6 separate regions of the Homo sapiens genome follow, and regions 1, 2, 3, 5 and 6 are each linked to region 4. A link is a loop called in an ENCODE intact Hi-C map of the cell type or tissue named here. Cell type or tissue: HCT116. All regions are shown on one strand. Links, peaks and the distances in the headings refer to the core of each region. The heading gives the core; the rest is flanking DNA. Region 1 has its middle 48 kb from the start of ARL4C. Region 2 has its middle 200 kb from the start of LINC01891. Region 3 has its middle 160 kb from the start of SH3BP4. Region 4 has its middle 85 kb from the start of SPP2. Region 5 overlaps TRPM8 (transient receptor potential cation channel subfamily M member 8). Region 6 has its middle 3.9 kb from the start of ARL4C.

Evidence for each region. Hi-C counts contacts between places; a loop is a spot of excess contacts. Peaks named below come from ENCODE experiments on the same cell type or tissue, not always from the same donor. Only the 100,000 strongest peaks of a DNase experiment are listed, where the experiment ranks them.
Region 1: a loop joins it to region 4, with 11 times the contacts of the local background. A loop is called at or near these places in 55 of 110 quality-filtered maps.
Region 2: a loop joins it to region 4, with 8 times the contacts of the local background. A loop is called at or near these places in 21 of 110 quality-filtered maps.
Region 3: a loop joins it to region 4, with 8 times the contacts of the local background. A loop is called at or near these places in 38 of 110 quality-filtered maps.
Region 5: a loop joins it to region 4, with 8 times the contacts of the local background. A loop is called at or near these places in 25 of 110 quality-filtered maps.
Region 6: it touches region 4 in a loop (9-fold over the local background); 90 of 110 quality-filtered maps call a loop at or near these places.

What each region holds. Positions count from the first base shown.
Region 1 is chr2:234,542,690-234,547,656 of GRCh38, reverse strand. No RefSeq gene overlaps it. Among named protein-coding and RNA genes, the nearest start is that of ARL4C, 48 kb to the right of the region's middle. In HCT116, for the core only: a CTCF peak has its summit at 2,535 (motif pointing right); a DNase peak (open chromatin) is centred at 2,546.
Region 2 is chr2:234,255,915-234,260,881 of GRCh38, reverse strand. No RefSeq gene overlaps it. Among named protein-coding and RNA genes, the nearest start is that of LINC01891, 200 kb to the left of the region's middle. In HCT116, for the core only: a CTCF peak has its summit at 2,563 (motif pointing right); a DNase peak (open chromatin) is centred at 2,531; H3K4me3 peaks cover 1,065 bases; H3K27ac peaks cover 1,415 bases.
Region 3 is chr2:235,109,530-235,114,496 of GRCh38, reverse strand. No RefSeq gene overlaps it. Among named protein-coding and RNA genes, the nearest start is that of SH3BP4, 160 kb to the right of the region's middle. RefSeq lists an enhancer at 1-466. In HCT116, for the core only: no CTCF peak of the experiment used is centred there; no DNase peak of the experiment used is centred there.
Region 4 is chr2:234,133,274-234,138,240 of GRCh38, reverse strand. No RefSeq gene overlaps it. Among named protein-coding and RNA genes, the nearest start is that of SPP2, 85 kb to the right of the region's middle. In HCT116, for the core only: a CTCF peak has its summit at 2,412 (motif pointing left); a DNase peak (open chromatin) is centred at 2,390; H3K27ac peaks cover 392 bases.
Region 5 is chr2:233,974,615-233,979,581 of GRCh38, reverse strand. The region is part of intron 17 of TRPM8 (transient receptor potential cation channel subfamily M member 8); the gene reads right to left. Among named protein-coding and RNA genes, the nearest start is that of TRPM8, 60 kb to the right of the region's middle. RefSeq lists a silencer at 2,583-2,877 and enhancers at 4,703-4,967, 4,034-4,967. In HCT116, for the core only: a CTCF peak has its summit at 2,711; a DNase peak (open chromatin) is centred at 2,731; H3K4me3 peaks cover 45 bases; H3K27ac peaks cover 606 bases.
Region 6 is chr2:234,498,528-234,503,494 of GRCh38, reverse strand. No RefSeq gene overlaps it. Among named protein-coding and RNA genes, the nearest start is that of ARL4C, 3.9 kb to the right of the region's middle. In HCT116, for the core only: a CTCF peak has its summit at 2,880 (motif pointing right); DNase peaks (open chromatin) are centred at 814 and 2,884; H3K4me3 peaks cover 664 bases; H3K27ac peaks cover 1,415 bases.

The sequences.
Region 1 (4,967 bases), core at 496-4,495, 410 kb before region 4:
TGATTCTTCCTCAGGCCAAACTGACTGCTTCTTCAACTTCTCCTGAGTTTACCTCACCTCCTCATACTGCCCCTTCTCACTTCCTTGAATCCACCTCTGCCTTCCCTGCTGTGCGCCCACCACACACAGCACGCCCTCACCACCCTGTGCACCGACCTTTCCTCCCTGGGCCCTTTCAGTTTGGCATGAGATGTCCTCTCTCCAGATCCTCTCCCCACTGCCCCCATCATCTCCCTGAATGACACCTGCTTTCCTCAGCACCTGATTTAGGTAACACCTCCTCCAGGAAAGCTGAATATCTTAAGACTAGTGAGGGCCAGGGCCTCCTCACCCCACTCCCTTCCTGCTTGCCTCTCTCTTCTTTGTTAGACGCTTCCCAAGGCATGAATCAACTCTGTCTGTTGGTCACTATTCCTGGAGTGTAAGCCCCTGGAGGGGGAGGGCTGTCTTTCTCACCTCCACCCCTCTGTTGTCTAGAAGAGTGTCTAGCATATAGGACAAGCTCAGTAAAGATTTGAAGAATGAATGAAGGAAGAAAGGAGCCAGCCCTCACACACTAGATGTGGTCTGACAAATGCAGAGAAAGCATGAACTCCCCCTGGTTTGCTAGGTCTGCTCGGCAGGAAGTGAGAAGGACAGAGCACTCAGGTGAGCTGATGGCTAAAAGCTCGCTGTATGCACATATGCACCTCCTACTGCATGCACATGTAGATAGGCAGATGGGTCTTTCCCCAGTGCTTGCCAATTGCTATTCTCATTGTGTGTAACAGTAAATGGGGGAAGGAAATTTGCAACAACAGGAGTGACAGTTGGTGCTGATCATGTTTTCTACGCTGCAAACCTTACCTGTAAACACATTGGGTGGGTTGTAAGTTTGTAAAACTGTTCAAGAAAGAATCTCAGAGAGGTTTCGGGAAGGGCTTTTAAAAGACAGCATTTGGTCCTAGGAAATATACATAGGCAAATGGGACGACTAAGTAGAATAAAGAGAATGAGAGTGAAGGTGTGAATCCAGGACACAGACTTTTGAAAGTGGCAAAGAAATTTATTTAAAACCATCCTATATAAGAGCAGTGGCAACAACATTCTCCCAGGCAAAAACACACAGACACTCTATCCGTCTCACACACACATGCAGGATCTCACACACACACACACACACACACACACACGATGCAAGATCACTAATATGATATAACTGACTAATAATGAGGATTTTTTTACAGCCTGTAATGAAATAATATCACGGTACAGACTCGTTATAATTCTTCCTCCTCCTTGCATCTCACTTATTTAACTAGAATTGAAGTAGGGAGAAAAAGAAACCTTCCATTCATCCTGTGGAGAACAGCTAATAATTGGGAAAAGCTGCCTGAATATTATACAGGTAGATGTGAGTCCGCCACTATGTTTTTATCCTCAGGGATCCAAGAATTTTAGGTTTGTATGTGAGGAGGGAGGGATGGAAGTGAGAAGGGTCTTTTAAAACTAAATGAAACCATGAGGAGATACCATCTCTTCTGGATTAAAAAACTTATTTTTTTTTTTTCATCCAGGCACGGTGGCTCACACCTGTAATCCTAGCACTTTGGGAGGCCGAGGTGGGTGGATCATTTGAGGTCAGGAGTTCGAGACCAGCCTGGCCAACATGATAAAACCCCATCTCTACTAAAAATACAAAATAAGCCGGGTGTGGTGGCAGGTACCTGTAGTCCCAGCTACTCAGGAGGCTGAGGCAGGAGAATCACTTGAACCCGGGGGGTGGAGGTTGCAGTGAGCTGAAATCGTGCCACTGCACGCCAGCCTGGGCGACAGAGTGAGACTCTGTGTGACATTTGAATGCCTCAAATGTCAAAAAAGAAAAGTTATTTTTTTCAACTTGCCTTTTTGGGGGATTCATGAGAGTCTAAGTTAGGGCTTCCCTAAAGAAAACTGGGAGAGAGCTGCAGAAATACAATATAGAGAAGTCAGAAAATACAGACACTCAAAAAATAACCCCAAAGTACTTCAATGTTATGACTTAAAACAGAGCTCACCATCCCCCTTCAGAATGTTTTCCTTCACTTGCAAGAGCACAGACACCTTTTGTTTGTTAGAGATCACCAGGAAAGCTCATTCTATACCCAGTCTTCCGGCCTCCCGGGAAACTGACCGTCTTCCGTGTCGGTAAATCCGGATCTATTCAGATGAGCTTTTTACGGTGCAATTTCTGATTCTAGTCATAATTACCACACAGCTCCTCCTGGGTGTGTGTAATCCTGTGCCATATAAAACCTGAGAGCACTGTAGTTCTCAATCCAAAATCAATCCATTTAGCTTTCAAACACCCTACAAGCTCATTTATTTTCTCAAATTGGTTTTTGCTTAACCAAGTGTTAAAATGAGTTTAGAACCCGCGGGCGCGCACGGGTGGGACAGGTAAGCAGCCCTACTGGGCGGTGCTGCACGCAGGGGCAAAGCAGCCCCAGGTGAACCCTGACATCCGCCCCAGGGACATCCCGGCCCGGCTCTGGTTCTCGCTCTGCGTTTCTTCTCTTCACCACCAGGGGGCAGGCTCCTAGCGGGATGAAAACCCTGCGCTGCCTGATGCTGCATGGGTTTGCTGGGTGGGTCCCGCTTCCACACTGGGGATCCTTGAGAAAGAGACGGTCTTTGATGACTTTGGCTACTGATTCAGCATTCCAGACCAAAAAAGCCGTATCTAGAGAGCCAAATTCTACTGAACAGCTAGGAAGTGTGGAGGTAGTCCTTCCTTCCTCTCTCCCTCCCTCCCTCCCTCCTTCCCTCCCTCCTTTCCTTTCCTTTCCTTCCTTGCTTCCTTCCTTCCCTCCTTCCTTCCTTGCTCCCTTCCTTCCTTCCTTCCTCCCTCCCTCTCTCCTTCCTTCCCTCCCTTCCTTGCTTCCTTCCTTCCTTCCTCCCTCTCTCCCTCTCTCCTTCCCTTCCCTTCCTTCCTTCCTTCCTTCCTTCCTTCCTTCCTTCCTTCCTCCCTCTCTCCCTCTCTCCTTCCCTTCCTTCCTTCCTTCCTTCCTTCCTTCCTTCCTTCCTTCCTTCCTTCCCTCATTCATTCACTTCTGGCTAGCTCCACAAATGTGTTGATGGCCCCACACCTTGCTAGACACTGGGCACCACCATAAGTAAGGCATTTACCTCGATCTCCAGGAGCTCCCTGCGAGGGTGTGGCTGCCCTCTTGCCGTGATCACGTGAGGTCCATCTCATTGGAGTTTTAAAAAGTAGGTTAGCACCTTCCAGGAAGGTGAGGGTGAGCAAACAGAGGAAAGGGGCTTCCATTACGTTTCAAGCAAATTCCTCGTGCTTTCCGGGCACTCTCTGGTCTGCACCCCGCTGCTGTTCCTGAACCCTGCGGGCCCATCCTTCCCTGCCTTCCTGCGTGCCATGCCCTCTGCCCCAGACACACCTCCCTGACTCCTCACATTCCTGCTCCTTCCACCCTCTCCAAGGTCATCCTCCTGGCCCTCTGTGGCTGACCCTGGTCAGCACAGCTTGATGACTTAGTCCAAGCTGCAAGAATAGACTCTTCTGCAGGCCTCCTTTGTCTGTCATCCATCACCCTCACAAGAACAGAAACCTCACAGGTGCGCAGTCTCTGCTCACCAATGGGCCTACAGCATCGAGAACGCTCCCTGGCACACAGTGCTCAGCAAATGCCTGTTGAATAAGATTGTCATCTGTGTCTGAGGACTGGTGAATAAATAGAGGCAAGGAGGTAAGGAACAGCCTAAAAGGCATGAAGATGTAGGGTGGATGATCCATGGGGACCAGGTCGGGAGAGAGATGCAGGTGAAGGAGAGACCCCAGAGAGAGCCCTACCTAGTGAGAGGCCCTCAGGCTCCAGGCCACACACGCTAGGACCAGCTGCTCATACAGATGTGGAAACTTCGTTTCCAAAGCTACCTGGCCTATTTCCAGTTTCTGTAAACTGACCCTGTAACCCGTCTACCATTTTCTCTCTGACTTGGCTACTTGGACGACTCATTATCCAACATTCATAGCATTTGACTCTGGCCTCTCCTCTGACTACCCCCTCCCCACCCACAAGTTTCAGCCACAATTTTAAGACCCGAACCCCATTGTTTACCATTAGTCTTCTATATTAGACGTCATACCTGGGGCATGGCTTCCACAGATGACCATGAAAACTGCAAAATGTCAAGAGGATAAAGAGCCATTCTTGGGGAAGGATCTGCCTATCCCTGTAGCCCAACCTTATTCACAAAGTCGGGAATATCCAGAAGGGTGCTGACATTTTCTGGTATGTATGATGAGGACCCACATGATCAATTTAAAAGGTTAACCCCAAGGGCTCTGCTTGAGTTGGGTTTCTCTGAGAGATTGTTCTCCACTAAGAGGTGACAGAGACATCCTCCATCCTTTCTAAGAAAATGTCTGCAAACTATTTGGATGTGATTGAGTCCTTACGCAGTCCCTGACATCTGTTTTCTACCATCACATAAAGCCTGGGAGTCCTCAAATGCCTCAAATGCAATGTCTTTGCTGCATCGAACATTGCCATGTGAAAGGCTCACCTCATGACCTGGGAAACCACTGATAGACCTGAAAAAAATGATGCGTGGTGCTCGGCCGACCCTAGCACCAAGTCGGGGGTATTAACAGGAAGCAGGGCCAGGCCCTGATAGGTTATGTTCGTCACTGACCCTCATGTGTGACTAAGGAAGGCCATTAAAAAATGAGCTGCGTCAGCAGAACCAGGGAGAACCCCATTAGATGGTCAGATTTGCGTGGCGAGATGAATGTCGCTGGTACACTTTGGGTCAAAACCATTTTTAGAACCTCCGTTATCATGTCTGTCTCTGGCCACTGAGGAATGAATATAGAAAATACTAATGGTTTTGACAAAAAGAATTTATGTTTATAAGAAGCTGTTTTGGTGTTTGTCATTGTTTACAGCAGTCCCGTGGCTGGGCAAAAGTCCTCAGCGTTTGGGCAA
Region 2 (4,967 bases), core at 552-4,551, 120 kb before region 4:
ACCTGAGCACTCACCCAGGGCTCCTTTCAACCCAGGACTCACTCTGGCCGTGTTGCTCCAGCTGCCTCTGGAGACATCGCAGATCCTCAGCCCACTGCTGAGCCCCTCGATTCTGTGTCTGCGCATCCCCACCACCCTGCTGGAGCTCGCCAGGTTTCTATGTTCTGGATTCACTGGGTCCTACAGGAGGAAAGTAGACAACACTGCCTCCCAGCATGCAGAGCTTCCATCTTTGCAGGGGGAAACTAGACAACACTGCCTCCCAGCATGCAGACCCTCTATCCTTGCAGGGTTGCTCTTGGCTCTGCCTTGGGCTGAGCCTGCTGGCTCGGTCCAGCCATGGGAGAAAAGGGGTTCATCCAGAGGCAGGCTCAGTTCAAGTTTTAAGGGAAACCACACACGCCTGCTTGAAACAGAGGTCTCTGATTCCCCCGCCCTCCCTGATCCCTGGTCCGAAGCCTGCAATGGCTCCCCACTGGTATCACAATGCGTAAACCCTTCCAGTGGCACCTGAGGTCTTCTATGACAGCTACAATTAGGCATTTATGTGTCTTTCTAGTGTGCTGTTTCTCTAGGTCGCTATAATATATCCTCCATTTTCCTTTGCTCATGCCTTTAGTAGTAGAATTCTATCTTTCCTGCAAACTTACCGCAAGGAAGGCTGAGGTGAAGCTGAGGTGAGGCTGAGGCTGAGACTGAGGCTGAGGTGAGGCTGAGGCTGAAGTGAGGCTGAGGCTGAGGTGAGGCTGAAGTGAGGCTGAGGCTGAGGCTGGGGCTGGGGCTGGGGCTGGGGCTGAGGCTGAGGCTGAGGTGAGGCTGAGGCTGGGACTGAGGTGAGGCTGAGGCTGGGGCTGAGGTGAGGCTGAGGCTGAGGTGAGGCTGGGGCTGAGGTGAGGCTGAGGCTGAGGCTGAGGTGAGGCTGAAGCTGAGGCTGAAGTGAGGCTGAGGTGAGGCTGAGGCTGAGGTGAGACTGAGGCCGAGGCCGAGGCTGAGGCTGGGGCTGAGGTGAGGGTGAGGGTGAGGCTGAGGCTGGGGCTGAGGTGAGGCTGAGGGTGAGGCTGAGGCTGAGGCTGGGGCTGAGGTGAGGGTGAGGCTGGGGCTAAGGCTGAGAGGTCACCAAGCAGAGCTCCGGTGATGGCTTTTCCTCTCCTGAATAGTTTCTATACCCAGTGACCAAGGCCTGAGTAAAATGCATAATACCACTTTGTGCTACAGATATTTGTAGATGAATTTACATTCTTTACTAAATTATCACCTCCCTGACAGCAGGACCTGTTTCTGATTCAGCTTTGGATTTCTCAGAGAACATAGTACACCTCATAGAAAATAAATGCAAAAGATGTAAATGTTGGTCAAATGAACGAATTTTTATTCTGGTCAAGAGGCCCAACTTTACCTTCCTATCCAACACTCTGTTATTATTTGGCATGTGTTTATTTTTATTTATTTATTTATTTTTTAGACGGAGTCTTGCTCTGTCACCCAGGCTGGAGTGCAATGGCGCAATCTCGGCTCACTGCAACCTCCACTTCCCAGGTTCAAGTGATTCTCCCGCCTCAGCCTCTCGAGCAGCTGGGACTACAGGCATCCGCCACCACACCTGGTTAATTTTTTTGTATTTTTAGTAGAGATGGGGTTTCACTATGTTGGCCAGGCTGGTCTCCAACTCCTGACCTCGTGATCCGCCCGCCTCGGCCTCCTAAAGTGCTGGGATTACAGGCGTGAGCCACCTCGCCTGGCCTGGCATGTGTTTATCTTTAGCCCCAAGTCAGCGATGGTGCTTGCTGCTTAGTACATGGTGCCTGTTGCATAGTGCTGGGTGCATGGTACACGGATCTCTGTTTGTGGTCCCATATGAACTGTGCTGTCAATGGATACTATACAAATTCAACTATAAAGAAACTTTCATCCTCATATTGCATTCTGTGGCTTGCAAAGAACCTCATTCAACAGGATCTCAGGGTATTTCCAGGTGGGGCATGGATGGCTCAGAGATCTACTGATAAGCAGCAGGGGCAGCCCCAACACCTGGGTGTTCTTACCTATAGCTCGGGGCCTGTTTCCGCACATCTCACTGCCTGCAGGAAAGGTGATTCCAGGTGAATTACTTCTTTTTGAAGTGATTAAAGTTTTTGCCCATAGCTCCTTGGTTTTTGCTGTAAACTACAGCTTTTCTAGCGTGCAACCATGTTTCACCATTAGATTACTCACAGGCTCAGACCAATCACTACAAACCACAAATGGCAAATTGAAATATGGATTGTGAGTTGAATTTTCACCTTGTTATCTTTGGATTTCTGCAATCAAAGGATCCAATGCTTCATGAGCTCTAGGGAAATATACTTGGTAGCCAACCCATTTTATTGCAAAATTGCCTATATAGGTTAAAAATTAAGAGAAATAAGGCATCCCCCTCTCTCCTTTGCTGCAGCCTCTGGAGCGCCTTGCCCTCTCCCTACCCTCTGCCTCCTCACTGTCTCATATCCTGTGACTCACAGGACATGTGCTCCGAGCCACAGAATCCCACAGTGAATGTGTCTGGCAGCTGCCAGGTATTCTCCCCACCAGGAGGCTCCACACATGCTCCCTGAAACGTGCTGCAGCAAGCACTGTGAAAAATGCACTTTCTCGTCGCTTGACTTGGAGAGAGTCCTATGTGTTTGAAGACTTAACAGATGCCACAGAAGCCTCAGAAATGCTCTCTCCGAGGTTAAGCTCCCTCCTCCAGCAAGTGGGACATTTTCACATCCACCGTCTTAGCTTAGGGCAGTAGGGATTTCCTAAAGATGAACAACCCTGTCTGGTTACAGGTAGATTGTTCTTGAGACACAGGCCACACCCCTCCCGGCCTTCCCATCCTTGGCAGGGTCCTAGAATGCTGTTTCCACTTTTCCAGATGCAATGGTGAGAAATTTGGTGGTGATTACTGAGAAAACCAACTCTGGTTATTTCTGACAAAATCAAAGTTGTTTGGTTAGGGTTAGGGTTAGGGGGTATACTAGTCCGTTTTCACGCTGCTGATAAAGACACACCCAAGACTGGATAATTTACAAAGGAAAGAGGTTTAATTGACTCACAGTTCCACATGGCTGAGGAGGCCTCACAATTATGGCAGAAAACGAAAAAGGAGCAAGAGGCTATCTTACATGGTGACCGGCAAATAGAGAATAAGAGCCAAGCAAAAGGGGTTTCCCTTTATAAAACCATCAGATCTGTGAGACTTACTCACTACCATGAGAACAGCATGGGGGAAACTGCTCCCATGATTCAATTACCTCCCACCAGGTTCCTCTCACAGCACGTGGAAATTATGGGAGCTACGATACAAGATAAATTTGGGTGGGGACACAGCCAAACCATATCGGGGGGATTTGCAAAAGTCACCCCTATCATAATGCCTGAGGGTTTGTACTGCTACATCAATTACATTTTATTTTTTCTTTCCCTCCCTCCCTGTCTCCCTTCTTTCCTTTCTTTCTTTATTAAAATGTAAGCTTCCTGAGGGTAGGGACACTGACTGTCTTACCCAACTCCTGGAATTTGTGCCTGACACCTAATAAGAACTCACTATATACTTGTTTTGTTGAATGACATTTCAAAATTGATATTGACATGAACTGAGACCTGAAAGGTAATAGAACTCTGTTGCCTTTCCTCATCCTGAATTGCTCTCTATGTTTATAAAATGGTGCTTTTTTACCAAATCAGACCCAGTGTTACACATTTACATTGGATTAGCTCATTCAGTCCATATAAAATTCTATTGTCATTGTTATTATCTGCATCTTTATAGACAATGAAACAGGTTTTTAGAGTAAGTAAATTTTCCAGGCTCTCTTGCCCACAAGTGGATGAGTAGGGATTTGAACCCAGGTCCTCCTGACTTCCAAGTCCATATCTATCCCTAGGTATCTGTCAACAGGTGAAATCTACCATCCCACATGATGATCTGAGAGAAGTGGCTTTTCATTAGAATTTTACCTGGGATGAATGCAGGGGTATCACATCAAGGTTATCAGGACTTTGATTGCCAGTAACAAAGAAGCCCATGAGGGTGGCCAACTCAAGGCAGGCGACACCCACAATCTCTTGAGTAGACAGGACCAGGAACAGGACTCCACGAGGATAGCAGTTATTTCAGGAATGCTCACCTGGTAGGATCAGCAAAGCTGGGTCACATGAGGCCAGAATTATCCTCACCTTGACAAGAATGCAGGCTTGCCCCTTCCCTCTCTGGTTAGAGCAGCGAACTCAGGAGTCATCTAATTCCTCCATCCCCCCAGCTTGCACTGGGTGAGGAATAGGTGTGCCTTGTACCCCTGCCCTGAGCAAACACCCCAATCTCTTAGTATGGGCAGTCTCTCTCTTAGTTGCACTTAGACAAGAAGGACATTTAAAAAATAGATTTCATTAAAGATGAAAAAGATTTCAAATGCACACACACACACACAGACACACACACCCCTACTGAACTCAGAGTTCTTTGCCCAATTCAACTAAAGACTGGCGGCATCCACCTATATATAGTTTGACCACACCTAAGAGCAAATGCCAGGTGCTTAGACCAAAATTATTCTTCTTCAACCTTGACCTGGCTGAAATCCTGACTTGTTTGAAGTAACGACAGGTCCACGGCTGATGGTCTTGGGGCACTCATTACATGAATATTTGCTTAGCTTTTGGAATGTCTGCACCTCAGTAAAAAACTTCATGGATTGCTCAGGTGTTTTCCAAATGATTTGGTTTAGAAAGAAGTTTCTGTTTGGATTTGTAAGGGCCTCTTCTGGTGTTGACCTGGTTTGCCACTTTGACCTGCTGGGATGACTAGACTGGGCCATTCTATCCAGGAATCCGGTATTGCTAATGGAAGTCATATTTATGCTTACATTTTGAATGAGTGACTCTGACTTCTTCGTTTCTATAAGCCTGTATTTCAAGTACCAATAATTATGTAGTTGCTAAATCAA
Region 3 (4,967 bases), core at 388-4,387, 980 kb before region 4:
AGCTTTGAAATTATAGAATGCAATTCTCAGTGACTGTTTTTCTTAGTTTGGAGAAGATCCATCTCATTTAGAGTGAGGTTTTTAAAATCTTTCCTATATCACACTATTTTAATTTACATAACTCAAACACATCGAAGGTGGCGTTTCCTTTGCGGCATAGAGGAGGTGGTGGAAGTGAGTGAAAGTGTGCTGGATAAAGCCCAAAAGAGTCTGGAATCAGATCCCAAGAAGGACCCAAAGCAGGTGGGGCTGGGTGGAGGTTCGGGCTCTGCCTAGGGTGGGAGGAAGGCAACGGGCAGAAGGGCCCAGCAGAGAGCACTGGGAGTGCCGGGGCAGGTCCTGGTCCTGCCACCATCCTCTCCCTGCCCCGCCCCCTGCACGGACCCAGAAGGCGCTGGGCCCATCCCTCCATCAGCTCCCTGCCTGCAAGAGTCCTCCTGGCTCTGCCGCAGGCTGTTGCAGGGCTTAAGGGCTGACCTCTGGTGGAGCTGCCTGCACTTCACACCACCTGGATCACTACCACCCACACAGAAGCGGGGCTGCTGGTCTTGGAGATGAGGGGCCTGGGAATAGGCTGAGCGGCTAGTGAACACATGGCAGGGCAAAGCCCCTCTGCTGGTATCAAGTCTCAGCAGCCACGAATCACGCACAGGCAGGCTCCGTCGCGCTCTGACTTCACCGGACAGCCCCCACCGGGGCCATAGACACCTCTATGAGGAGTGTGGGGGCTGAGAGACTTTCTTCTTCGGGGAAGCAAAGAACAGGGAGCAACAAGGTCTGAGCTGCAAGGCAAGGAAAGGCATGGAGCTCAAAGAAGGAGGTGAGAAGAGGAGGAGAGAGGACACCTCGAGATGGGGCTGCAGAGAGGGGAAGACTCTGGCTCTGGAAGAGATTAAAGAAAGGACAGAGTAAGGACTAGAGAAAATTCTAGAGTCCTGGAATAGCTCTGAAGAAAGTACAAATTTACCCTTATATTAAGTGTGTTTTATCAAAGAAAATGCCAAAGAACAAATAAGAAACCAGTAAATAAAGTTCAGTATTTTCACCTAAAAGCTTGACTCATATTTTCATGAGTACCAATGATTGATTTCTAAATCTATTAGTCAAGGTTCTGCAGAAAAATAGAACCAATATGAGATACACACACACAGACACATATACACACACTATATATATATATATATATATATATATATATATATATATATATATATGTATATATAATGGATATATGTATATTCACTTGACCCTTGAACAACAAGTGGGTTGAGGGTTTCAACTCCCTGTGCGGTTCAAAATCTGCATATAATTTTTGACTCCCCCAAAACTTAACTACTAATAGCCTACAGTTCATCTGAAGTCTTACCCATAACATCAACAGTTGATTAACACATATTTTGTATGTTATATGCATTATATACTGTATTATTGCAATAAAGTATGCTAGAGAAAAGAAAATGTCACTAAGAAAATCATAAGGAAGAGAAAATATGTTTACTATTTATTAAGTGGAAGTGTATAATCATAAAGCTCTTCATCCTGGTCATCTTCATGTTGAGTAGATGGAAGAGGAAGAGGAGGGGTTGGTCTTTTTCTCTCAGGAGTGGTAGAGGTGGAAGAAAATCCATGTATAAGTGGACCCATGCAGTTTGAATCTGTGTTGTTCAAAGGTCAACTGTATATAATGTACACACACACACACATACACACACACACGAAAAGAGAGAGGGGGCAGGGAGAGAGAGAGCAGGAATTAGCTCACACAATTATAGGAGCTGGCAAGTATGAAATCTGCAGGGCAGACTGTCAGGTTGGAAATTCCAGTAAGAGTTGATGTTGCAGTCTTGAATCCAAAGGTTGTCTGGAGGCAAAATTTCTTCCTCTTCAGGGAACTTCTGTCTTTTCTTTTATGGCCTTCAACTGATTGGATGAGGCCCACCCACATTATGAAGGATTCTAGGCTTTATTCAAAGACAGCTGATTTAAATGTTAACCACATCTAAAAATCGCCTTCACCGCGACATGGAGACTGGTGTTTGACCAAACAACCAGGCACCATGGCCCAGCCAAGTTGACGCATACAATTAACCATCACACAAAGCAAGTCCCTTTTTGATACTTTTCAATTTAATACATCTTATATCCTTAGTCTGAATTTTCACATCTTCAAACTTTGAGGGAAATAAGTAAGGATTTTGAAAAGCGCCAGGAGAGTTGATGTGCTTCACATGAGCTAGTTCCCAGCGGTGGCCTCCTGAATACGTTTCTCAGATTTCTATTTCAAGAGAGCGTAAAGGATCCATTGGTGTTTTTATCCTACACACCGTGAAAACTCTGCCACCTCCAGGAAATAAAAGGCCAATGTTGGTTTTATTAAGATCACAAACCTATGCTGGTGGCCTGGGCTGAAATGCCAGCTTCACCCTGAAATGCTGTTGTTCTGTTAGGAAGCTGAGAACATGACTTCAGGGATGAGGCTGCCTGAGATTAACACAAAGCATTTCAGCATCTGAGGACTCGCTTTGGGGTACTTAGATACCCTTAGATACCCTTAGATACAAGGGTATCTAAGAAACACGTGCTCTGCAAGGCCTGAGTTATCATTTCATGTGTGTCTTGCCCCTGCAGGTTGGACTTCTCCCCTGGAAATCTGAGGACCTTACTCCACTGGACAGACCATGGGTGACACTGACTCCTTCCTTATGAATATTGGCTGTGAAAAGGAAAGCTCTGTGGACAAATATAAAAACCAGAGGCTGGGTGGGATTATGTGCAAGGATTCCCTGGCCATGGGGCTTTGAGCTGCTCACAGAAAACCCTGTATCCCAGTGTTCTCATCAATAGGAGGTGGCTGTCGTCCTGGCGATATCTGAATATCTGAAGACCCTTAGCAGCCTCATATTCCATGATCCAGTGATTATAAATTATACCAGTCCAAAATCTCAAAATGGGCTTTCCTGAAGGTGACTTCTAGATGCTGGAGAAAAGTCATTTCATTCTGAACCTTCAGACCTGGGCCCCTTATTACTTGTTTGGGCTTGTCTTCTTCACCAGGTCACAGCCTGCTGGGGCAGAGAATGGGGGCTCTTCTTGTTCACCCCTCTGCCCCTGAAATCACTGTAGGCCTCTTAGAAAACATCTTGTGATTCATGAAAGAGGGAAGCAACGTGTGAATTAGTAGCAAATAGTTTTTTAAATTGTGGTAGAATACATGTAAGATTAAAATGGACCATTTTAACCATTTTTAAGCACAGAGTTTAGTAGCATTAAGTACGTTCTCATTGTTGAGCAACCATTACCACCATCCAGTCCCAGAGCTCTTCGTCTTATAAAACTGAAACTCTGCACCCATCGAACAACTCCCTATTCCTTCCTCCTCCCAGCCACTGACAACCACCATTCTTTCTCTCTCTATGAATTCGACTATTCTAGAGGTATTAGCTAGGGTCTCCAAAGAAACAGAACGGATAGGGTAGACGATAGATAGATGATAGATAGATAGATAGATAGATAGATAGATAGATAGATAGATAGATAGGAATTTATTATGGGAATTGGCTCACATGCTTATGGAGGCCAAGAAGTCTCACAGTCTGCTGTCTGCAACCTGGAGAACCAGGAAAGCCTATAGTGTGATAGAGCCTGAGTCCAAAGGCCTCAGAACCAGGAGAATCAATTGTATAAGTCCTAGTCTGAGTCCGAAAACCTAAGAACCAGGAGAATCAATTGTATAAGTCCTAGTCTGAGTCTGAAAACCTGAAAACCAGGAGCTCCAATATCTCAGGGCAGGAAAAGATGGATGTTTCAGCTCAAGCAGAGAGAACAGACTCATCCTTCCTCCTTTTTGTTCTCTTTGGGCCTTCAACAGTTTGGGTGATGGCTGCGCACACCTGTGAGCACAGTTCTTTTTTAATTGGTCTACAGATTCAAGTGCTAACCTCTTCCAGAAACACTCTCAGAGACACATCCAAAATAATGTTTTACCAGCTATCTGGGCACCCTTTAGCCCGGTTAAATTGACACAGAAAATTAACTATCTCACAAGGTGCCTCCGGTAAAAGAAACTGTGCAGTGTTTGTCCTCTTGCGACTGACTTATTTCACTTAGCATAATGTCCTCAGCAATCATCCATGTTGTAGTGTGTGTCAGAATTTCCTTCCTTTTAAAACGGAGTATGATTCCCTTGTGTGTATACACCACAGTTCGTTTATCCATTCATCCAGTGATGAACACTTCAGTTGCAACCTCCGTTGTTTGGCTTTTGTGAATAATGCTGCTAGGAACATGAGTTTGCAGATACGTGTTCAAGACCTTGCATTTAATTCTTTTATGTTTTTGCCCGGAAGTAGAATTGTTGGATCCTATGGTGATTCTGCTTTTAATTTTTTGAGGAACGACCACACTAGTTAGCAACAAGTGATTTTGAAATAAAATTGTTTCATGAAGTGATGCTTCTCTACAAAGGCAGCCCCTAAGAGCCCTTTGGGGGCAGGAACCAAGTCCTCTCTTTTGTATTCTTGGAGTGGGAAGCACTACAGGCATCAGAATCAACTATGATTTCCGCATTACTGCTCAGAAAAGAGGAGCAAGCTTCCAGAAGCAGACCTGAGAATTCCTGAACTCAATAACGGCTCCTGTAACAAAGCTCATGTCCCCTTTTCACAGCTTCCCAGACAAGACCTCCTCTCCAGGACACCTCCCTGATTGAACCCCCCTATTTATTTATTTATTTATTTATTTATTTATTTATTTTTGTTTTGAAACAGAGTCTCACTCTTATTGCCCAGGCTGGAGTCAATGGTGCGATCTCTGCCCACTGCAACCTCTGCCTCTCGGGTTCAAGTGATTCTTCTGCCTCAGCCTCCCGAGTAACTGGGATTACAGGCATGTGCCACCACGCCCGGCTAATTTTTGTGTTTTCAGTAGAGATGGGGTTTCACCATGTTGGCCAGGCTGGTCTTGAACTC
Region 4 (4,967 bases), core at 462-4,461:
GGTCTTGACTGAATGACGGAGGGATCGGGAAGGCATGGCCACAAAAGGCTTCCCTAAGAAAGTGACATTTTAGCTAAAATCTGAGAATAGTTCCAAGCCCTTCTAATCACTGTAGTTTTCACACTATCTTGCCAGTAGTTTAAAATTCGATGCTTTAAAACTTAATTTGAAAGAGACGATATTTTGTATCCAAATAACACCAACAGCAAAAGACATGAATTTAATTTCTACTTGCAAGCCAGAGTCTCCCGGCACAGGAGGCTGCCCATGCCGCCTCATGCCTGCCATCCCTGGAGAGGACCAGATAGATGGTGCAGAGCCCCACTGTGCCAACCAGGGACCTTTGGGACAAGGAGCCAGGCTGAACCCAGAACGTCCCAGCTGGGGGCCAAGTGCTTCTGGGTGGAGTGATTTTGCCATTGTGCTGGCGCCAGAGGGCTGTGAAGACTTACGTTCACATGCCCCTTTGAGGGGGTTTTACCAGAATTAAAGGGCTTTCATGGCTTGACCTAATTGTCCTGGGCTGTGGAATTCTTTTTGGTTCCTAGTCAGTGTTCTCACCAAGACCCAACTAGTATAACAAACTTGCTATCGTTGCAGGAAAAAGAACCCATCTCAATGAAATGAGTCACTGGTTGGAAATGTAACCTGCAGGCATTGGAGGCTGTTCTAATTTCTCAAAGAACAAAGGCAGGCAATTTGACAGCTTTTGTTGACTGTCATAGAAATTTCCTGTGAGAGGGAGTCAGTTGCTTCATCTCAAGGAGGTCTGAAGAGGTAATAAGTTGTTTTTTTTGTTTTTTTTTTTTTCAATTGAACAAAATTTATCTAAAACATTTTTCAGCTGGGCACGGTGGCTCACGCCTGTAATCTCAGCACTTTGGGAGGCTGAGGCAGGCGGATCACCTGAGATCAGGAGTTCAAGACCAGCCTGGCCAACATGGGGAAAATCCATCTCTACTAAAAAAAACAAAAATTAGCCGGGCTTTGTGGCGTGCACCTGTAATCCCAGCTACTTGGGAGGCTGAGACAGGAGAATTGTTTGAACCCTGGAGGTGGGGTTGCAGTGAGCCGAGATTGCGCCACTGCACTCCGGCCTAGGTGGCAGAGTGAAACTGTCTCAAAAAATAGCATAATCCCATCTCTGTCACCTACTTGTTGAATGTGTTGATGAAAAGAGTCAAGTTCTGTAAAATCTTTGAAGAGATTTATTCTGAGCCAAATATGAGTGACCAATGGCCCATGACACAGCCCTCAGGAGATCCTGAGAACATGTGCCCAACGTGATCAGGGACAGTTTAGTTTTATACATTTTAGGTAGACATAGGCATCAATCAAATTCATGTAAGATGAACATTGGTTCTGTCCGGAAAGGTGGGTCAACTGGAAGCTGCAGGGCTTGGAGTGGAGGAGGATTCCAGATCATCAGCAGATTCAAAGATTTTCTGACTGGCAATTGGTTGAAAGAGTTAAGTTATTGTCAGAGGACTTAGGAATGTCTGGGTTAAGATAAAGGGTTGTGAAGACCAAGATTTAATCATGCATGTGAAACCTCCAGGTGGCAGGCTTCAGAGAGAATACACTGTAAATGTTCTATCAGTAATTCCAAAAGGGAGGAGGGCATAATGAGGCATGTCTGACCTCTGACCCCTGCCTCCCATCATGGCCTGAACTAGTTTTTCAGGTTAGCTTTGGAATGTCCTTGCAGAGAGGAGGGGTCCATTTAGATGGTTGAAGGGCTCAGAATTTTTCTTTCTTTTCTTTTTTGGTCTACAAATGACTTTGAACAAACTTTGTAATTTCCTTGTGCCTCAGTTTCCTCATCTATAGAATGACAATGATGGTAGTACCCAGCCCATTGTGCTTGTGTGAGGATTAAATACATTGATCTGTGGAAAGTGCTCAAAATGGTGCTTGGCCAGTGGTAAGAGTGACATGGGTGTTATTAGAGGCATCCTGAAAACCATCCTGGGGGCTGCAGGGTAGGCCTGGGCAGCAGGCTTAGAGCACAGCCCCTTCTCGGCCTTCAAGAGCTCTTCCTCCCTGAGGCCCGTGGGGCAGGGTCCAGCGGCCACAGAGACCCGTTCCGTGGTCCCTGGCTGCACTGCACACAACACTCCCACCACTGCTGACCTCCTGGTCTCTCTCACGGGCTGTGCCCCACATCCTCGGCTGCGGTCACTGCACATGAATGTAAAACCTGCTGCACAGGAAGGGTTGAAGGAGGGTGTGATCCTTGGGTGAAGTTCTAATCCCCACCGCCAGCCTCACTGGTCTCCCACAGACAATCAAGATGACAATGGCCACTTCCCAGGGTGGCGGCCAGGGTTGGAGGAGCCAATCCCAGGTCCCAGGTCCGAGGCGGTTGTTGGGCCTTATTGATGCCTGATCGCCATCTAGTGCCCGATAAGAGTCACTGAATCTCTCCCATTACAAACAGCTGGTAACGGTGAATGCAAGACTGGAAGATTCCACTGAAGTCGTTTAGGCTTGGGGCCACCCATTTTAGGAATCCCTTCTAAAGAATCCCCGATCCAGTTTCTGTTTAGAGTTTGATACCGGACTCTGTTGCATTTTTTAAAAACTCTAGGTGTGAAAATCCTATTCCTCAGCTGGAGTCTTATTCCTTACATTTTAACATGCAGTTTTACCCCAAAGGTCCCCAAAATGAATAGCAATAGAGAGGAGAAAGTGTCAAAGTGGGGGAGGCCTGACTCTTGTTGTATACTTGGCTGATATGCGATCACTGTTTCTAAGCATTCAATTCCTTTTCATTTCTTTCTGTCAATTAAGCAGCGCCTGCATTTCAGCTAAGATCCGGGAATAGAAAGGTAACAAAAAATGCACAGACTTTGCTCTCACCAGGCTGAGGCAAGGCCAGCTAAGAGAAAGCTACAGTCAACTGGATGGGACGTGAGGAGAATGAGACCCACGTCCTCAGTCCCCACTGCACCCAGCAATCACCAGGGATCACCCAGGAACCTTTAAACTGATGGCCAGGCTGCCTCCCAGATGCTCACATCTGACTCTGCAGGCCAGGCATTGACCTTTGAAGCCCCCTGTCATGCAGGTGCCCCATGGAGGGTGGGATTAACCGCCATCCAAAATTGGTTAGGCTGCCCAGACTGGTCCCTTCCATTGTTAGGTTGTGAAAAGGGTCACATAATGTGACTTTCTTGGGAGATCAAGTTGGGCTCCATACAGTCCAGGGGGCTTGAGAAAATAAAGTAGGTGCAATGGCAGTAGCATTGGTTCTTACTGTGGTTAAAAGTGAGCCAGCCAGGTTGAGGGTTCCTGCACAGAGGCCAGGATTTGAACTCCCCACGGGCACTCAGGCACCCAGGGAGAAGGCATCAATGTTCTCATCAACTTGCCTGGATGTGGTTCCAGCGGGAGGGAAAGATAACGGATTGAAAGCCATCAGTGGTCAAACATAAAAAATGGAGTCTTTCTCTTTGTTATCTTCCCCCAGGTCATCGCAGACAAGCCTGAGAACCACCCGATCAGATAGTCCATGTTTCCCCAGCCACCGAGGAGAAGAATTACCCTAGGGAACTTACTCAGCACTGATTCCCATGCCTCAACCCACAACCACTGATGAGCATTTCCAAGGATGAGGCTGGTCATGTGAGCATCTGTCCAAGGGGTTCTTATCATCTGGCAGGTTTGAGGAGTGCCGGGCTTGATTCTGGCTGCAGGAATGCACAGGTCACTTCCACTGAGAGCCCCTTTACAGGTGACAAGGGTTTTTCACACACCATGTGACTGACCTTCACACTGTGAGGCAGAAAGGGGAATGTTCGCCCTCATTTTCAGATGGGGAGCCAGGAGCTCAGGGACATCAGAGGAACTCCGGAAACAACAGTGCTGGGAGCCTTGAGGCTCAGCTTCTGGGTCATGCTCCCCATCAGACCTGGCGGGTTTTGCAGTCACTCCTCCACACTTACTTTTTCCTTCACTGTGCATATTGGGTCCTGCAAGAACAATCCCAAGAGAACAGGCCCCGGTCTGGAACAAGGAATCGGCCATCAAGATGGCCGGGGCTCACTGCCGGGATACAAGTGTCTCAGCTGCACGTAACCCAGGAGGGGCGGTGCTGCCCAGCTGGTCTCCTCTTCTCTAAAGGCAACACAAGCAAAAGGCTTTCTTGGTGCAGACTCTAGTCCTCTGGGTCTAGACTCCTGGGGGCACCCAGAAGGATTCCCTTTGGCCTTCTGAGCTCATAACTCCCACCACGTGTGCCATGTTTCTGTGTTTTGGGTCTCACCATTTTCAAGCCGATAGTGGCAAAGACTCTCTGCTTGACTGAACACTAGTCAGCCTTCTAAAACCTCTAGGCCCATCTGAGCACTTTCTTGTAAAACCCAGTTTGAGCAGAGAACCCACTAAATCAGTTGGCAAAAATGCTACACCTTCAATACCTGATCGCCCTTGATATCTAATCAGGTTTCTCATCCTCCACCCCCCCGGGTGCTGTCTGATCACCCTGGCCTGTTTTCAGCTAGAATCCTGGTAGGTTGGTTTAGCCAGAATCCCTTTTAACCCTGAGGATTTCCCTTAGTGGTTTCCATCCACTGCCCCCACCGTGCTCCTTGGCTGTAAATTCCCACTTGCATATGTCATGTTCAGAGTTGAACCTAATCTCTCCCCATCTGCAAAACCCCATTGCCGTGGTCCCAATGCCTATCTTGAGGGCTCCTTATGTGCTTTCACAAGTGTCATTGAATAATTTTTTCTTTAACAATAGATGTAACTGCAAAAAAGTTGCAGAATCTCCTATCATAGTGGAGCAAAAGAAAGAAGTGAACACTCCCAATGAGCCTCCCAGCCCCACTGTCCTCCTTGTGGTCCCCAACGAGTCATGTGAGGGATCAGTTGGATTTGGAGAGCTTGTAATTCAGCCACTCTTCAGGGAGAGTGCATCAGACACTAAATCAATTACTTCGACACATGCTCTTGTAGAGCAC
Region 5 (4,967 bases), core at 414-4,413, 160 kb after region 4:
AAACACTGAAATAAACAGAGAGTATCCTTTCTCTTTTCGCATTTTCCCGAAGAGGGAAAGGAGAAGACCACATCTGGATGACTCCTAAATCAATCCATAAACTGGATTTGGGTAATTCCAGAGTGACCAGCTAATCCTTTCATTTGTCCATCCATTCAAATATATTTACAGAGAGCACATGGAATTCCAAACACCTGTGCCAGGCTCCCGGCACACAGAAACACTGGATTAGGTGCAATGCTAATTCTCAAGGAATCTACTGTTTGGTGGGAAAGACAGATGTTAAACATGTTGAAAAGAAACGACACGAAGATCGGTATGAGGATGAGACCGAGGCCCTACGTGAATTCACATATGGAAACCAACACTTGTGCAAGGCGGGGAAATAACATCAAAGAAATGTCACCAAAGCAAGAGGGCACTTCTTAATGTTACTAAATGAACTCACCAATAGGAGTCCATCTGATATTTAGATATTATATTTCCTACTTTGCTGCCAAAATCACAGCCTAGAGAGGCTAAGGAACTCGCTCAGCAAGTGGCAGACCTCATGATTCTGAGCCCGAGTCAGTTGCTTCTCCCCACATCACTCTGCTTCTTCAGATCCCACAGAGGTCCTACAGTCTCAGATGTGGAAGGGATTCAAGACACATCATTAATTTCTCAAGAAGCATTTCCTTTCCTTCATTTATAAATTCGAATAGCAACTTGAGTGGGCCAAGGGGGTGAGGGCACTATGAAATCAAGCACCCAGGAAATGTTAAAATCCCCCAGGTTGGGGCAGCACCGTGGGGTGTGTCAACAGTCCAGTCACTGTGTGAAGGCTAAACTCTCTCTCTTTTTTATTCAGTAAATAGGATGTTTATTGCAGCATTTTTGTTGCAGGGAAAAGCATAATCTAGGAAAAAGATGTGGTCCATCATTCAAGGAATATTGAATATACTACAATCATGTTTTTAAAAAGGAACAGAGTGATGTCATTTGTCTTGAAGAGATTTCCACAAAGTAAAAGAGAAAGCAAAATGCAGAAAAGTATGGGAAACAGAATATTGTTTTTGTAAAACCAGGAACGAAGAAAAAAGCCCCCAAACATACATATGCCTACCCTATTTCATTAAACCTCAGATTGTAAGAAATTGCAGTTTCAGAGATGTTAAAAAGTGAAAAAAATGACATCTCAGGTTTGATGTAATACAGTGTGTGTACATAGCACATGGACCAAATAAAAGCAGAAAGAGACACAGCAGTTTATTAACATAGCTTGAGAGGCCTTGTCTTTAGAGTAAAGGTTGAGAAAGTCCGTAGGGAGACTAACAAAGAAGGAAAAAAAGGCTCAACTTAAAAAGTACACACACACACACACACACACACACACACACACACTATAATATTCCATTTCTGTGAAATACGTGTGTTCACAAGAAACTAGGCTGAAAACAAGATCTATGTCTAAGATTAACTTGCAGGAATGCCCATGAGAAATTCTAAAAAAAAAAAAAAGCAAATTGTAAGGTGATGAACACAGTAGGATTCCATTTGGATAAAAACAAACAAAACACCTGCATACATTCATATCTTTATGGGCATGAAGAAGGTCGTGGAAGATTATACTCTAGATTGGGCAGGATTATTCTTTATGTAGTCCCACTTGTGATAAGCATTATTACTTTGTGATTTTATACAACTAAATAAAATAAAAATGGACAAAAATCGAGGGGAAACAGATACATCTTGCCATATAGCTAAAATATATTTGATATTTTCATTTGTGCTACAGTTGTCTCTGCCAATAACCATTATTATCAGGACCATAATGAAGGACAAGAGATCTGCTAATGTATTGTCAACATTCTTGTCACCCTATTCACTCAGTTCAAACATTCTGCCTAGGCTCAGAAACCAAGGCAGGCTCCTCGGGGGAGGCCACAGGAACTGTCCGCTTTGCTGGTGCTAGCAGCCCCAGGGACCCCTCACCAACAACCATTTGCTCTTCTGGTGCCTGGTAAGATAAGGGGGATTGGGAAAGGCCCTCCCTGCTGCTAGCTCCCCGCTTAATGCCCTGCTCTGGGAGGCAGGTAGGCACTGCCCCAGCCCAACCTCAGCCCGGGAGACTTGCAGAAGCCTGACCTACATGAAGAGCGACGTCGGAAATAGGTCAATCCTGAGGCTCCAAGTTACCATCGCAGGGAGATAATGTGTTTTTAAAGGAAAAGAGGCCTCTTCTCTGAGCAGAATGCCTGGGATAAGCTGTATTCATAAAATCCCAGGACACTATTTCATCATATCTGTCAGGATTTGGAGATTCAACGTGCCTCAAAATTGAATGGTGCCCTCCGTGAAGGCATGATGGGACTCATCCATTTTAAATAAACATCCCCAATGTCTGTTTAACAGACCCAAGGATTATTTAGCAACTGTATTTGCACTTATTGACTGCCTCGTTTCAAAATTCCAAATCAGCATTTCGACATCTGCATTCAGGCAAAGGGACACAGGTACACACGGAAGAGCATGACTTTTTGACACAATCTAAATCAGACACAATCTAAATCAGGTCACACCCTGCTTGGGTTCTTTTTTCTTTTTTTCCCCTAACAAGTGTAAACTAGGTTAATTAAGACAGCACCAGGCCAGCAGAACTATTTCTTAGAGGAAAGCAATCCCATTTAGGATGTCAAATGCATGAGTCTGCAGACCAGAAGAGAAACAGTGACCCCAAGTGTCGGATTATTTTAACGATAAGAATCTCCATGGCTATGTTCTACAGACCTGTTCATGTACCAGAATCAGAGTTGTAAGGCCAGAAAAGCCCTCGGATGGCAGAGCCACCTGGAACACACACTGCTGACCCTAAGCACAGGGTGCTTCCCATACTGTTGCTTTCATACCCAGGATTGCTGAGTTAAAAGTGGCCCACTCAAAGATCGTTCTTAAAAATAACAAGAAGAGATACTTAGTAAGCATCCCCCCATAGCCAGCATCACCCACAATGAAAGCAGACAGAATAGGTAGGGGTCAGCCAGACCCCCACCCTTCCTCCCGCAGCCCCTGGGAATTACTCACAGCACGTTGTCCTTCCTCAGTTCTCCTGCGCACCTGCCCCTGTCTACTCCCACCCCATGTCCCTGCCCTGTGTCCTCCCTGAGCAAAAACACCTCATGCTAACCCTGCCCAGGGCCTTTCTCCAAGGAAAATGTACCTCTCCTGAGTCTCCTCCTGCATGACCCAAACAGGTGACTTAGTAGCTAAATGCACACAGGAAATTGGCACAGAGTTGTCTGTGATTTACAGACTTCGGATTTTACTGTTGCAAGTCCTCTGGGCCAACCTCCCAGTAAGTGTAAGACTCGCCCACTTAGTGCTGCTTGCCGATGCTCATCTCCTCTCCTCGAAAGCTCCTGGAAATCATCAGGAACTGGTAGAATGCTCCATAGGGGAAGAGATCTTCGTCTGTTTGGTCCATTGCTGTCTAGAACAGTGCCTGGCACAAAGTAGGGGTGTGAAGTATTTGTTGAAAGGAAGAATGCATGAATGAAATATTTGGATGAAGCCAAGACAAATCTCCCTGCAGCTTCCATCCAGGCCAAGGTCTGCCTTCCAAAGCAACCCAGAACAAGTCCTCTCTCTCAGATTCCTGGGTTTTTGTGTGTGTGTTTTTTGTTTGTTTGTTCATTTGTTTTTGTTTTGTTTTGTTTTGTTTGAGGTGGAGTCTCACTCTGTCACCCAGGCTGGAGTGCAGTGGTGCAATCTCAGCTCACTGCAACCTCTGCCTCCAGGGTTCAAGCGATTCTACTGCCTCAGCCTCCTGAGTAGCTGGGATTACAGGCACGCGCCACCATGCCCGGCTAATTTTTGTACTTTTTAGTAGAGACGGGATTTTGCCATGTTGGCCAGGCTGGTCTCGAACTCCTGAGCTCAGGTGATCCGCCCGCCTTGGCCTCCCACAGTGCTGGGATTGCAGGCGGGAGCCACCGTGCCCAGCCTCTGGTTTCTTTAGATGCCTAAAGGAGTCAAACAACGTCTGGACTTGCACAGCAGCTTCCAAGCCTTAATGCAGCAAGGGAGGCAGGGTCAGGGACAGGTAGAGAAATGTTTGGGAGCCTGAGGGGTGAAAAGTAGCAGAAAAAAGACTTTTGACTTTTCATCAACCATTCTGAGAAGAGGCCACCAAAGCGCCCTCTGCCCTAGAGAACACCCTTGAGCTCCTGGCTGTGGGGCTGTGGGCAGGGTTCCTCTCCAGCTCCCCAGCGCTGGTCTCCTGAGTGTTACCATGGCCACTCCAGGGCACACAGCCCTTGAGTTGAATTATGAAGACCGTGCTTCATCAATGCATTTACTAAAAACACACATGCTTGTCAGAAACGTGTCGGTGCCAACACCTGTGCTAGCCCGAGGACCAAATGTGAATAAGAAATAAACATCTAAATCAAATCATTCCCATGCCACGCAATTCTGAGCAACAACAGAGTATGTGTTAGGAACTGGAAAAGCTCAAAGGACCTCCCAGTGGGGTTGATGCAAGAAGAGATGCACTAGGGCACCATGCCAGACGCCCATCCTCTTATTCTCTAAATAACCTCTTGCAGGTCAAAAAAAATTCAGTAAGTTACTATTGTACCAGCCATTTGCAATTCCAGATGGTTTTTTCTCCCTCCCCACCTCCACATTTCTCTCCTCTGCCTCTCTCTCTCTCTGTCTCTCTCTCTCTCTCTGCTAATTTGTGCTCATGACTCATTTCCCCACCAGGCTATGAATCCAGTGTCACTTGATTCTACTCAATGGCTACCTTTGAGATGTCAGGCTGGTCGCCTGAGTCATGCAGTGTGCTGCTCCAGTTCCTACAGATGCCGTGCCTCTTCCAGCAAACTCTGCTGCCCCCACAGAGCTCAAGATCCTGCCTATGAGTCACCACCAAGGGTTGGAGGCCTGTGTGACCTCCCAGGTGGTCCAGCTGCCTCTCCAGGAAG
Region 6 (4,967 bases), core at 393-4,392, 370 kb before region 4:
CAATTTTAATTCCAAGAGCCATTTCCAAAGTAAAATCATCTGGACATTGGTTGACTGGATGCAGAGGGTAAGCAGAGGGAGGGGAAAGACAATGAGTTTGTCTATCATCTTGTGCTGGTTGATGTGTTTGCTGGATAATCTCTTTCTGTCTGTTTATTGATCTATCATCTATCTATATCATCTATCATTTATCTATCAATCTGTCGTCTATCAATCATCTATCTATCTATCTGTCATCTATCTATTTATCATCTATCATCTACCTATCTACAGAGTGACAGAGAAAGAGAGCATGCTCTGAGTCCAATAGTCCATGTTGTTCTCTTCTGGCTTTTGACAGTGACAGAGATTGAGAAATCATGAGAGCTAGATGGAATTAGATGCTGAGAGAAAGAAAACATCACAGACCCAACACTGACGACCAACACAGTCTGTGGCTGATGACTAAATAATGAGAAGACTCACACAAAAAGTAGTATTAGTGATCAGGGAGACAGAGAGAGCACAGCTTTGTAAGACGCACGTTTGGAGGTCCTGGTGGATGGTGTGCCTGTAACCCATGAGCATCTCCATCCCAAACAGCCATCCGCACAGATCAGCCCTTTGGATTTTTCCATAGGTCATCAATGACCTTAGGAGAGCAGCTGCAGGAGACTGGGAGAGGCAGAAGCAAGAGAGTAAAAGGGATTTTCTGTGATTGATGGAGCAAAGCATCAGGTTACATGAGCACTGTGTGACTCATAAGGAAGAAATGATCATCTCAAGTGGCTATCACTCCAACAGAAGCAGCAACGGGCCAAGGAGCTCTGTTCAGATGCTGTGCTGTATCCACACAGAGGATGGTTCTACAAAAGCCAACTGTTGTATTAAAGGGAAGAGTCATCCTGAGTGACCACACATTAGAGAGGGTGGCACTGGCAACACACCCCATCCTCCCTGCTGCACTGTAGAAAGCCAATAGGGTTTGACAGGGGCACAAAAGCGTGATTGTTTTCATCTCTCTGGGGTCCAGCCAAGTAAGCTTAATTAAATGAAAATAATAGCATTTCAGTTCACCTGCAGAGGTGGGAGAAGAGGAATGAAAGTAATCCAAGTTTCCATCAAATACTTCTTGGTTCATGGTGCAGCTCTCTAATCACCTGATATTTATTGTTAACTTGTTTTTTTTTTCCTTCACTGTAGCTATTAGAGTAGAAATTTAATTACTGTGATTGAATTATTAAAGGATTCAGAAATACCTTTTGCATACTAAGCCTTTTCTTCCCCCTGAACTGGAAGCTGGCACTAAGAACTTTTCTGTCACTTTGGTATGCCTGAGTGCTGACTTCCAAAGCTTTGAGTCTTAACATCCTTGACAAAGGTTCATTTAATACATGCCATGTAAATATTAGGGAGAGATGTAAAATAGTGTTATATAAGAATTATATTTGAAAATATTACTGATAGGAAAGATAATGGCTTCTATTTATTATTATTATTTTTTGAGATGGAGTTTCGCTTTTGTTGCCCAGGCTGGAGTGCAGTGGCGCGATCTTGGCTCACTGCAACCTCTGCCTCCCAGGTTCAAGCCATTCTCCTGCCTCAGCCTCAAGAATAGCTAGGATGACAGATGCCTGTCACCATACTCGGCTAATTTTTATATTTTTAGTACAGATGGGGTTTCACCATGTTGGTCAGGCTGGTCTCAAACTCCTGACCTCAGATGACCCTCCCACCTTAGCCTTCCAAAGTGCTGAGATTACAGATGTGAGCCACCATGCCCAGCCCAGATAATGGCTTCTAAAATTTTATATCTATCTCAGGAATGTAATAGAGATCGACAATTATTAAGGAAGACTTGAAGCGGGGGAGCCTTTTAGCTTTTTGATTTAAATTTTTTTTCTTGGAGAAAACAGCAACAACAACAACCATACAAAACACTAGCAGTGGTGATCATTGGGAAAATAAAAACCTGAATTGTTTCAGCCCTGTTGCTTAGCAAAATAAAAAATAAGGCACCCTGATTTTTTTTTCCTTAGAATTATAAACTTGAATGGCCAATAGAGTAGTGGATCTTTTTTATTTTCAGGCTTTGGACCACTTGAATGAAGCAGGAGCTTGCAGGCATCACAGATTTTCATTTATCTCCCCCCAGATCTACCGTCCCATCCACAAAACTTCCCTTGGCACCAGTGTCTTAGTGGCTTCCACTGTTACGTAGCCTGAGTCGGCGTTTCTCCTGGAGTTGAGGGGGTTGCACTGCAGTGATGGTGACTGGTTTGTCTAGCATGCCCTGGGGCTTCTGGAAGTATTGGTTTGGTTCTTCCTTAAGGAACCTCTCCTGACAGATAAAAGGCTTCAATCCTGGACCACCTGGCTTCAGGAGCTTCAGGCCTTGTCACTTTGTCTGCCAACTGGCCTCCTTCATTCTCGACTCCCAGCCCCATTCTCCATTTACAGCTGCTCATGCCTGCCTGCGAATTAGATGCAAAAATCAGTTTTCTTCCCTTCTCTGGTCTCAGCTGGGTTTCCTGGATGCTCTTTTCTGATCTCTTCCACCAATTGTGATTCTTTGAACAGTTCTCCTAGTAAAGCGACTTCCTGCTCTGCCAGGTTCCTGGCTCCCCTCTCCCAGCAGATAACCCACAGGTCTCACAGACAAGACCCACACTGGCATCAATGGCTCTGAGCTCTGAGCCCCAAGCAAAGCACCCATGGGCCCCTGGCACTTTCTCAGTTTAACCAGTAGGGCTCTATTCCTGCATCTCCATAGAGAGAAGAAAAGCAGGGGGTCACTTATCCATCATTCATTCCATAACTATGGACTGAACATTTGCTAAGCACTAGGCCAATGTGCCTCTGTAGAGCCCTTCATCTATTATCCGAGAAGCTCAGCAGAGGGCACTCCTGTATTATAACAGTTAAGCACCGGGGCAGTGAACCTGAACCCAGAGTTCCACAGCAGGTCTGCAGTGAGAACATGCAAATAACCCCACACTTATGCGCGCACGCGCGTGTGTGTATGTGTGTACACGTGTGCCCATGTTCTGGTCTTTATTTACTCATCATATTCAAGAATAAATGGGATGCTCCCTTTTGCATTTTAGGTTATTAGCCTTACTCAAGCAAAGATAATAATGCCATGATATATTGCTCATCGGATTCACTCAAAAGTCATTTTAATTGGTGGCACATTTTATTTCAAAGCCCTTAAAGGGAAAAAAAAGAGAATATTTTAGGATGCAATTTCAAAATTACTGCCAAGTTATTGCCTTCTGTTTGCTTGAAATAATTGAGTTCTTCTCTGGATGCAGTCATCTTGATGAAGAATAGAAAGGAGAGGACCTGAAATGTCACTGCTGCTGGAAGAGGAATTCATCTCAGGCAGACACAAGTACATGCTATTCTTTGAAAAAATCTCTCCTTCTGATTAATTAAAATGAAGTAAGTGCCACAGTGCAGCCAATATTTTCCACTCAGTGGAATTTAGCCATGATGTATGTCCATGAAGAAATAGGCTCAAAGTAGGCCTTACATGTCTGATATGAGTGGTAAACATTACCTTCCTTTTCATAATTCCAGTGTTTTTCAATAAAAATCCACATTTGAAGGAAAGTTACCAGTCGACTCAACCAAATGATATTTTTATGTGTTAGAAGTTAAATTATCAACTGTAAAATTAACTTATCACCTGGTGAGTGAAATTAGCAGGTAGAGTGGTTGCTATTCAATTATGGTGAGTTGCTGTTTAATGGCTGTGTTCTGGAAGGCTCTATTAATGTCTATTAATCTGTTTTTTCCTACTGGACAGCAGACAGCCCTTTATTGCTAAACCCCATCATGGTGGTGCAAAATGTGGAGGCTGCAGTCAAAACCACTGAGGCTCTTGGTAATAATTAGCATAGCACCAAAAAGATACATCGGATACTTTACTAAAATATCTCCTTCCTACCACCTTAAAACTTAAAGCAAGTCTTGACTAGGGGAAAAGGAAGTAACACAAAGGTAATCTGTGGAAGCCGGATGGAGAGGCTTCCAGTCTGATCTGTCTCTTTCCAAATGTCCAGGTCCCAGGCTACTAAACCAAAGGCTCATCTTGGGTTGGGGCTCAGCCTCGGCCCTGCCTGTGGCAGAGAAGAAAGAGAAACAAGAAACAGTCTCATGAGAAGCTGGCTATCTATGGGGCAGGCATTAAAGAGAGTCAAGAAAATCACTCCAAAAACACAAAATCCTGTCTCCCCAGGGTTCCCAATAACGGAAACATCATCATTATGAATTATGCCAACATATGTTGTTTCTGTTGCCTCACTAGAGTTGCTCTTTTGGTGACAGATCCTGGATTCTTCTTGGAGAACCACCCTTCCCGATTTCAACCCCTGGGCCACATCCACTGGTGTGTTCCCTCCTCCTGGACTGCAGTCCTTGATCCAGGGTGCGTGCTCCAGGCTTTGGTTAGAGTTACTGGGAAAGAGTTGTACCTTTTCCTTTCCAGGATCTAAACCAAGGATGTGAGTCCAAGGCTGCCAGAAGGAAAAAGAATCAACACAGGGGAACACGGAGGAGGACTGGAGAGACACCTGCTCGAAAGACTCCTTTTGAGCTCCTGGGTCTAGCCATGCCTGAAGAGGACCTTTATCCTTAACTTTTCAGTGATGTCAGTGAATACATTTCCATTTTTATTTAAAATGAAGTAAGTGGCACAGTGCAGCCAATATTTTCTGTTGAACTCTATCCTTCGGGTGGCTCACTTTATTCCTCATTGAAGGAAATAGCGTGTGGGTAGAGTGGGATGTGAGGAAGAGGGCAGGCAGGTGCCCAGTTTTGTGCATACAGACCCTTGGTCCTGGAGCAGGCAGTGGGCCTCTAGGTTCTGCCTTAGCCGTCACGGGCGCCTAGGCCTTGTTACCTCACTGGACAACGTTGGGTGGAATGATAGGCAGGGTCCTTTCCAGCCTGATACTTCGTTTCCAGCCCCAAATCCACTCAGT